3 separate regions of the Homo sapiens genome follow, and all the other regions are linked to region 2. A link is a contact called in ENCODE Hi-C or POLR2A ChIA-PET data. All regions are on one chromosome and are shown on one strand. The core of a region is the stretch at or near the end of the contact, and the rest is flanking DNA. Distances in the headings are between cores, read along the strand shown. Region 1 holds the start of INAFM1 (InaF motif containing 1). Region 2 holds the start of ODAD1 (outer dynein arm docking complex subunit 1). Region 3 holds the start of CCDC9 (coiled-coil domain containing 9).

The links. A loop is a pair of places that touch in the nucleus more often than their neighbours do. ChIA-PET counts read pairs that join two places held with the same protein, here RNA polymerase II (POLR2A). Pooled maps may share reads with other maps.
Region 1: a map of CD8-positive, alpha-beta T cell shows a loop between it and region 2 (10-fold over the local background). The contact joins the promoter of INAFM1 here to the promoter of ODAD1 in region 2. A Hi-C loop is called at or near these places in 1 of 168 maps with a recorded cell type or tissue (CD8-positive, alpha-beta T cell), 4 of 37 single-sample maps with no recorded cell type and 13 of 50 pooled maps. POLR2A ChIA-PET finds 5 or more read pairs at or near these places in 1 of 52 experiments (WTC11).
Region 3: a map of naive thymus-derived CD4-positive, alpha-beta T cell shows a loop between it and region 2 (18-fold over the local background). The contact joins the promoter of CCDC9 here to the promoter of ODAD1 in region 2. A Hi-C loop is called at or near these places in 3 of 168 maps with a recorded cell type or tissue (naive thymus-derived CD4-positive, alpha-beta T cell and posterior vena cava), 6 of 37 single-sample maps with no recorded cell type and 12 of 50 pooled maps. POLR2A ChIA-PET finds 5 or more read pairs at or near these places in 2 of 52 experiments (B cell and WTC11).

Annotation. Positions count from the first base shown.
Region 1 is chr19:47,273,541-47,276,715 of GRCh38, reverse strand. INAFM1 (InaF motif containing 1) reads right to left here and starts at 1,831. Exons shown (of 1, transcript NM_178511.6): 1 at 993-1,831. The coding sequence starts at 1,796. The coding sequence ends at 1,368. It also overlaps a transcript of CCDC9 not described here. RefSeq lists silencers at 1,460-1,909, 2,270-2,529, 3,140-3,175.
Region 2 is chr19:48,320,636-48,323,523 of GRCh38, reverse strand. It overlaps ODAD1 (outer dynein arm docking complex subunit 1), which reads left to right and starts at 1,553. Exons shown (of 16, transcript NM_001364171.2): 1 at 1,553-1,846; 2 at 2,713-2,752. It overlaps LOC124904735 (a long non-coding RNA gene), which reads right to left and starts at 2,056. Exons shown (of 2, transcript XR_007067284.1): 1 at 1,547-2,056; 2 at 2-734. RefSeq lists enhancers at 1,049-1,108, 1,119-1,178, 1,398-1,692, 1,699-1,938 and silencers at 1,289-1,578, 2,049-2,168.
Region 3 is chr19:47,254,991-47,257,920 of GRCh38, reverse strand. It overlaps CCDC9 (coiled-coil domain containing 9), which reads right to left and starts at 1,396. Exons shown (of 12, transcript NM_015603.3): 1 at 1,312-1,396. RefSeq lists silencers at 598-647, 688-927, 1,138-1,247 and an enhancer at 1,138-2,047.

The DNA of each region.
Region 1 (3,175 bases), core at 582-3,081, 1.0 Mb after region 2:
AAAAAAAAAAGAAACACAGAGGTCAAGTGACCTGCCCAAAGTCACACAGTTTGTAATGAGAGGAGCTGGAATTTGAACCCGAGTAGTCTCGCCCCAGTCAGTGCCCCTAACTATCACCTATGCTGACTACAAAGAAGTGCTGGCTTCCTAGATTCCCCTTCACAACCACCCTCTGGGGAGTGGTGGTGGGGTAAAGGGGAGGTGAGCAGAGCAGCTGACCTTCCTAACCACCTCCACAGATCTCCAGGAGCCACAGCGTGGGAGAAGATGCTCAGCCTCACTCTCCTGGGAAGGCCTCCAGCTCAAGCGGGGAGGCTGGACAGGAACCAGCTTCCTGCATGTCAGATCCCAGGCCCTGTCCAGAGCCAGGCCTCAGTCTTCCAGGATGGAACATGGCCTCCCCACCTCGGACTCCTTGCCCAGAAGCTAGACCTCAGTTTCCCGGCCTTGGTTTCCTAGCAGCGCCCCAGGCCAGAGGCTGCACCAGTCTTCCAAGGCAGCACAGCGCTTTGGTCATTGGCTCTGAGATTTCCAGACAGGCTGAGAAGCAACACCACCGCCGCCGCCATCCACTCTCATCTCTCTGACCCCAGGAAGTGGGCCAGCATCGTTCCCTCTCGGCAGCCAACTGAGATCCCTGGGTGATTCAGCCTCTGTCCCTGACATGATAATTACACCAACAGCAATTCCCAGAACCCCAGCTATTGTCCTATATCACCCCACCCCTCCTCTTGTCTCCTGTGCTGTAACACGAGGGCAGACACTCTGCTTCTCCCCAGAGACATTTGTCCTTTGCTCCAAGCACACAAAAAACTGGGAAGCCCTTCCCACTGTCTGACCTTCAAAGGCCCTGCTGCTGCTAAGCTGCTTCTCCCTACTCCAAGAAAAGAAGAGCTCCTTAAGGAAGGGGAACAGCCCACCCGGGACAAAACAGACAAAGGCCACACCCCAGGAAGGTCTTTCCCACACAAACTTGGGAGGGGAGGCATCTCTGCAGACAACAGGACAGACACAGCACGAGGCAGCCGAGGCTGTCGTTTATTGCAGATGGACACGGATTCAGGGAGGTGAAGAGGCAGATGGGCTGTGGGCTCTGTGCTCAGCATCCCACAGCAGGAGGGGCAGGAGACAGAGCTCAGGATGGGATCTTCCTGATGGTGGAGGACCCGGCCTGACCACAGAGTAGCTGCAAGAGGCAAGGCCCCGAGCTGACACCCCCTGGGCCCCCATTCCGCGGGATGACGGCTCCAGAGACGCTGAGCGATGTCATTAGGAAGAAGGCCGGACCAATCCAGAGACGGTGCATCCTCGGCGTGGAGCACAGAGCTCTCGAGGGCTGGCGATCCGGGTTGGGGTGGAAGGGAGAGTTACCCGGGTCTTCGCCCCTCCGCGGCCTCTGGCGTCTCTCTGGGTGTCTGGCGGCTCGGACGGCGGTCAGGGTCGCTGTAGCGGCGGCGGCGGCTCAGCGGCAGCTGGAGCTGGGGTCGCGGCCCGCCGGGGACTCCCAGGAGGCAGGAGAGGGAGGCAGCGGCGGGCGCCGGGACAGGCGGCACGCCCGGGCGGGCAGCACACGGAGGGGACGGCGCGCTGGGCTGTGGGCCGGCGGGTGCCGCGGGAGACCGCGTGGGTACCCAGATGAGACCGTAGTACACGGCGAGCAGCACGGCAGCTAGCGAGACGCAGAGGAAGTAGGCGCATACCGGAGCCAAGCGCAGCCAGCGCCCCCGCGGGCCCTCGCTCAGCCCCGCGCCTCCGGGGCTCTCGGCGCCGCCGCCCACGCAGCTGGTCCCCCGCATCCCCGCAGCCCACTCGGCTCCGCGCCGCAGACCGCACAGGCCCCGCCCCCACCAGGCCCCGCCCCCACCCCGCAGACCGCCCCGCTCTCTAAACCGCCCGCCTCCGGCCCCGCCCCCGCCAGCATGGTCACGCCCCCACGCGAGCTGCCGCCTCCGCATCCTAGGCCCACCCCCTCCAGCCTCCGCCCCACCACCGACAGGCGGAGGTGCTACCCCGCCCCCCTCGCTCCAGCCCCGCCCCCGCGCTTAGCCCCACCACCCCAATCACCGCCTCCTCCCGCCACAACACGGTTCTCTTCCCAGACTCGGACTTCATCCAGCCCAGGCATCTAGCCCGCCTCGGAGCCCGCCCCCTCGTCCCGCTCAAGCCCTGCCTGGAGCCCTAACCCGCCCTGTGCCGCAGCCAGTCTCACTTCTCTACCTGTCGGACTGCTCTACTCCAGTGCTCGAGCCCTGCCCGCTACGGCCTCTGGCTCCCACACTCTAGTTCCGGAATCCCCGCTCTCCTCCCGCGCGGGTTCCCGCGCGACACCCCGACCACGCCCCCGCTGACGGCCCCGCCCCATGCCCATGGCCAGAGCCCCACCCGCGCGCGCTGACCCCGCCCCCCGCTCTAACTCCGCCTGTCAGGATTCCGGCCCCGCCCAGGCAGCCTAGCTCCGCCCCCGCGGGACCCGCCTCCTCCAGCACACTCTCAGCCCGCTTTCAGGTATCCTCAGCACCTCAGGCCCCGAGGTTCCAGCTCCGCCCCTCACCGCAATCGCGCCCCTTCTCCCAGCTCCTCCCCAACGGTCAGCTTTTCCCTCTCCCTAGAGCCAAGGGGTCCAGACTAGGCTCTGGGGTAGAAAGAACACAGCCTGGAAATCCAGATAAACCCCTCCTCACGCCCCCTCCCCATCAAGGCGGGGAAGCTTCAGTCCCCTCCCAGCAGCGTCTTCAGGAATTCGGGGAGGCCTGCGGGAGGGGGGAGGGAAGACGGATCAGAAGGGTGGAGGAAGACCCCTTCCTTCCGCCTCTTCCGCCACAGAAAAGCCCGCCAAGCACAGCGACCCAGCCTGCCCCCTCCAGAAACACAGTTCAAGGGTGAGCGGAAGCACTGCGTTTAATACGACAGGGCTGGCGCCCGAGTAATTCAAGCCCTTCGGAAGTGTCACCGGCTGCCAGGCCTCGGATGCAATCCTGGAGGCGGGAGATTCGGCCTGAAGACTGGCTCGAGCCGCCCAGGGCCTCCATGGGAGACTAACGCGGAAGCGTCCCAGCCGTCCCAGTGCCGTGACGTCCCCCGTTGGTGGGGCCTGCACCCGACTACTGCCCTGGCCCCGCCCGGCTCGCAGACCCTGGCTCCTCCCCCCTTAGATTTAACCCTCTCCTGGCTGGAG
Region 2 (2,888 bases), core at 304-2,803:
GTGTAGTACCAAAGATTTTTATTTTTTTTTTGAGATGGAGTCTTGCTCTGTCATCCAGGCTGGAGTGCAGTGGCATGATCTCAGCTCACTGCAACCTCCACCTCCCGGTTCAAGCGATTCTCCTGCCTCAGCCTCCTGAGTAGCTGGGATTACAGGTGCCCGCCACCACGCCCAGCCAATTTTTGTATTTTTAGTAGAGACGGGGGTTTCTCCATGTTGGCCAGGCTGGCCTCGAACTCCTGACCTCCAGTGATCTGCCTGCCTTGGCCTCCCAAAATGATGGGATTACAGGCGTAAGACACTGTGCCTGGCCCCAAAGGTTTACTGTTAACTATTATTATTAATTTTGGGGATATTAAATTAGGGTCGGGGTGATGACTACTATGTACACGAGTCTCTTGGGAGGGGACCAGGTGCCCAGAACTCTGATAAATTGAGAGCAGGGGAATTCAAATCCTGGATCCAGGGAAGGGAACTGGATGATGGGATGTCTGGGTATCTGATGGGCCAGAGCTGGGTTTGGGATAGCTGTTGGTGATTCGGGCTCCCTGAGGGGGTGAGGGATGGACAGTTCAGTGCTTGGCTGGGTACCCCAAGACCTGGAAGCTGGAATACCAGTATAGCACAGACTCTAGAGCCACACTGGTTGGACTCAAAATCCAAGCTGTTTTACTCAATGGCTGTGTAATTTTTGGCAAGTTACTAATAACTTCTCTATGCCTCAGTCTCTTCATCTGAAAAATAGAGATAATAGTAAATACATTATAGGGCAGTTCTTAGGGTAGTGCTAGTCATATCAGGCATTGGGGCTCTGAGTGGAGTCAGTACTGGGGGACCCTGATTCAGGATCTCTAGGAGTTGGGGAAGGGGCAAATTCTTGGGTCCATTGGGTCTCAAGGCTAAAGTTGGGAATCCAAAATGAGGGTCCCTGGGGGAGAATAAGTAGTCTCAAACTTAAGTGCCTGAGAGACAGAAACTGGGGTCCGCACTCAGATCCCTAAGGAAGTTGCAAAGTCTGGGTCACTGAAGGAAAAATTAGGGGCTGGGGAGACATACGTTCCTCTTGGGGAGCAGGAAAAGAGGGCTCCACTTTCTTGAGAGGACTAGGGGGAGCCAGGGGCTAGGAAGATGGAAACTTGAGCCGGGGAGGTGAAAAACACGAGTCTAGGACTCAGAATCAAGTTCCCTGAGTGGGATCGGCGCCAGGCTTGGGTACCCTGGGGATATTAGGGGGGTCCCCGCACTATGGCTATGTAGAAGGGGAAGAATCAAAGGATCTGAGGGTGGCGGCGGGATCTCCCCATCCTGGGCCTCCGAGATTATGAGCTGAGCTGAGCGTACGCAGGCCGCTTCCTCCCACAGGAAACCGCAGGCTTCGGGCACACCCAGCCTGCAGGGAGAGGCGCCCACTGCCCGCCCGCCCGGGGAGGCCCACGTGGGCAGCAGCCGCCGCCGCGGAGGGGGCGTGCCTTACAGAGCGAGTGGGTGTAACCAGAGGGGGCGTGGCCAGAAACCGGGGGGCGGTATGGAGTGCCCGAGGTCTCACCCACTTCCGCCCTCCAGCGCGCGGACGTGGTAGGCGGCCAAGCGTTTTTGGCTGCTTCCCGGGAAGCCGTTGGTCGCGCTTGCGTAGTGAACCGCTGAGGCTGTGTTGAGCGCTCCTTCTCCGCGCAACTCCCGGCTTCGACACCGCCTTCCTTCCTATGAATCCTTAATTTAACGTGGTCACAGTCAGCTTAAGACCGGCACCTCTCGGGCTCCGTCTTGTAGGACCTCGGCCTGGCTTCGAGGGCTTCCATACAGGTCACCGCAGGCTCTTTCAACTCCCGCCGCTTCCAGGCCCGCGGTACTAGTGAGACCTCAGCCTCGACCTCCCCAGGACCATTTCGACCTCCCGCAGGCCTTCAAGGCCTGAGCGCCTCCCGATTAGCCCGCCCTTCACCGCCCTTCCACCGGGCCCCTCGTAAGGCCTTCCAAACGCGACCCTCGAAGCCCGCCCCTTACGGGGAAGCCCCTCCGCTCGCTGTCTGCGAAGCCCCGTCCTGTACTGGTGTCCGTGCCCCTCCCCTCGCCGGCCCCGAAGCCCCGCCCCTCGAAGTTCTTCCCACTCACTCTCCTCACAGGTCTCAGCCCCGCCCATCACAGCTCCCTACGGCACGCCCCTCTCAGGCCTCACAGCCGTGCACCTCTCAGGGCTCCGCAGCACCGCTCCACAGGCCCTCCCGGCTCCGCCCCTTTCAGGACCTCGCCGCCCATCAGTTTTGTTTGTTTGTTTGTTTGTTTTTTGAGACGGAGTCTCGCTCTGTCGCCCAGGCTGGAGTGCAGTGGCGGGATCTCGGCTCACTGCAACCTCCGCCTCCCGGGTTCAAGCGATTCTCCTGCCCCAGCCTCCTGAGTAGCTGGGATTACAGGCACGAGCCGCCATGTCCGGCTAATTTTTTGTACTTTTAGTAGAGACGGGGTTTCACCATGTTGGCCAGGTTGGTCTCGAACTCGTGACCTCAAGTGATGCGCCCGCCTCGGCCTCCCAAAATGCTGGGATTGCAGGCGTGAGCCACCGCGCCTGGCCTTGCCCATCAGTTCTCAGTCCGTGGGAACCCTGCAGGTCTACGCCTCGCATCCTTCTCCGCCCCTCCTCCCATAGTTTCTCCCGCGGCCTCAGTCCCTCCCTGGCCGCTGTCCTCAGTCCTCATTGGTCCCTTATCTCCCCAGTAACCAGACCACAACACTGAACTTGGAGCACCAAGAACAGGTCAGGCCCGTCGGCAGGTAGGGCCCAGGACTCCCCCGACCCTGCCCAACCCCCACTACAGCAGGCCGGGGTTTCCCCCTCTCCTGCGACCAAACAGCCTGGCCTCAGATATCCTGAGAGCCCAGGAGGCCTGTCC
Region 3 (2,930 bases), core at 147-2,646, 1.1 Mb after region 2:
TCCAGACCCACCTCCCTGTGCTCATCCTGGTGCCTCTCATATCCAGGCGAATATTCTAGCTCCACCAGGTAAGGTTCAGAAACATTCCCAATCCCACGCTCAAAGAAAGTCCGAACCCCACTCTTATTGGCTGCCCAAGCTCTCAGAGAACATTCCAAGCCCGCGCCTTCCTCAGGGACGTCCTAGTCCCGTCTCCAGCGCCCTACGGAAGGTCGACAGCCTCCCGCCTCCCCCGAAAGGATTCTGTACACAGGCCCAGAACTCACTGGCGAGGCTTCCTGGAACTGGCGTTTTGCCCCACTGAATACTCCACCCGCCCCAACAAGGACAAAACTACCCAGGCCCGCCCCAGATTTTCTGTGCAAAGCTCCAGCCTCAATCCGGCTGGGAATGCCAGGGCCACGTCCCCGACATCCTGGAAACCGCTCTGGCCCCGCCCACGGCTCGGGAAAAAACTTTCTGGCCCCGCCTTTCCCGCCAGACTTCTGGCCCCGCCCCCACCCATGGGCCATTAATGTGGCCCCGCTCCCGACTTTCCCAGCCACGCTCTTTCCCCGCCTCCTGGCTCGCAGGCAACAGCCTACACCCGCCCCTACCATCTCTTATTATTATTCCAGCCCCGCCCCCGGCCTGCCCAGTCAACCCTCTGGCCCCGCCTCCGATTGGCCTGGCCAACCTCCTGGACACGCCCCCTGACTCCCTCCCACACCTCGTTGCGTCAGCATCTGGCCCCGCCCATGGCTTCCCCAGGGTTCTGGCTCAACTCCCCGCTTCCCCGCCTCCCGGCCAACGCTCTGGCCGCGCCCGTGGCTCAGACGAAACTTTCTGGCTCCACCCCCAGCATTCCCCGCCAGCACCCTGGCCCCGCCCCCTGGCTCCCCCACTACATTGTGGCCCCGCCCCCGCCATTGCGTCAGCCTCTGGGTCCGCCCCCAACGTCCCGGCCAAGAATCTGGACCCACTTCCAGTAAGGCAAAACTTTCTGGCCCCGCCCACAGAGCTTCCGCCCGGCGTCCGAGCCCCGCCACACAGCTGAACAAGCAACACTATGGCCCCGCCCACAGTCCAGCCACAACTTTTAGGTCCCGCCCACAGCCGCCGGCCCAGGCTCTGGCCACGCCCCGCCCCGACCCTGCCCACCCACCCAACGGCCCGCCCCGCCAGCGCCCCTCCAGCTTCCCATGTGGGCGTCCTGTCCCCGCCCCCCGCAGAGAACTCCGACCCCGCCCGGGCCTGTTCGCACTCCCCGCCACGTGGGGCTTCAGGCCCCGCCTTCTCTGGGCGCGCTCCCGGCCCCCTCCCCCAGGTCACCTGTCCCGGAGACCCCGCGGCGTCCGCGACTCCGGCTCCGTCGGCCTCTGCGACCGCAGCTCCCGGGCCAGGCGCGTCACTTCCTGCCTGCACCACGTGAGGAAGGGAAATAAAGAGGGTCACTTCCGGTCCTGTGGGACCGTTTCCGGGAGCCTTAAAGGGGCCGCGCCTCCGCGATGGATGCGGGAGCGGGGCCGACTGGCCCCCCGGGTGTTCCGCAAGCTCATCCAACTTCCTTCTGCCTGAATTACCAACTTCCAGGAAAAGGAGACACCGTCCTCACTCCCTGGCCTCTACCTCTTTCTTCAAGCTGTTTCCGCCTCCAGCCCCTCATTCCTGGTTTCTATCAGTAGATGCCAAGCACTGGGCACTGACGCCTGGAAGCCTGGCGTGGTTCGAGCCCCCTCGTGCCAATGAAACCTTAGAGTTCGCTTTAGAAGCTTCAGATGTTCTACCGGCCGTGGGCGGTGGCTCACACTTGTAATCCCAGCACCTTGGGAGGCCGAGGCGGGCGGATCACCTGAGGTCAGAAGTTCGAGATCAGTCTGGCCAACATTGTGAAATCCCGTCTCTACAAAAAAAATTAGCCGGTTGTGGTGGCGCGCGCCTGTAATCCCAGCAACTCGGGAGGCTGAAGCAGGAGAATCGCTTGAACCGGGGAGGCAGAGGTTGCAGTGAGCCGAGATCATGCCACCGCACTGCAGCCTAGACGACAGAGCAGACCCCTTCTCGAAAATAAAATAAAATGCTGGGCGCAGTGGCTCACGCTTGTAATCCCAGCACTTTGGGAGGCCGAGGAGGGCGGATCACTTGAGGCCAGGAATTCGAGACCATCCTTGCCAACATGGTGAAACCCCGTCTCTACTAAAAATACAAAAAAAATCAGCCCGGCGTGGTGGCGGGCGCCTGTAGTCCGAGCTACTCCGGAGACTGAGCCAGGAGAATGGCGTGAACCCCGGGGGCGGAGCTTGCAGTGAGCCGAGATCGCTCCACTGCACTCTAGCCTGGGCGACACAGGGAGACTCCGTCTCAAAAAATATACATATACAAAAATTAGCCAGGCATGGTGGCGGGCGCCTGTAATCCCAGCTACTTGGGAGGCTGAGGCAGGAGCATCGCTTGAACCCGGGAGGCAGAGGTTGCAGTAAGCCGAGATTGCACCACTGCACTGCAGCCTGGGCGACAGAACGAGAGACTCCGTCTCAAAATAAAATAGGCCGGGCGCCGTGGCTCACGCCTGTAATCCCAGCACTTTGGGAGTCCGAGGCGGGTGGATCACCCGAGGTCAGGAGTTTGAGACCAGCCTGACCAACGTGGTGAAACCCTGTCTCTACTAAAAAATACAAAAATTAGCCAGGCATGGTGGCGGGCACCTGTAACACCTGTAATCCCAGCTACAGGCTGAAGCAGGAGAATCGCTTAAACCCGGGAGGCAGAGGTTGCAGTGAGCTGAGATCGTGCCATTGCACTCCAGCCTGGGCGACAGAGCAAGACTACGTCTCAAAAAAATAAATAACTGGCCAGGCGCAGTGGCTCATGCCTGTAATCCCAGCACTTTGGGAGGCCGAGGCAGGTGGATCACAAGGTCAGGAGTTCGAGACCAGCCTGGCTAACATGGT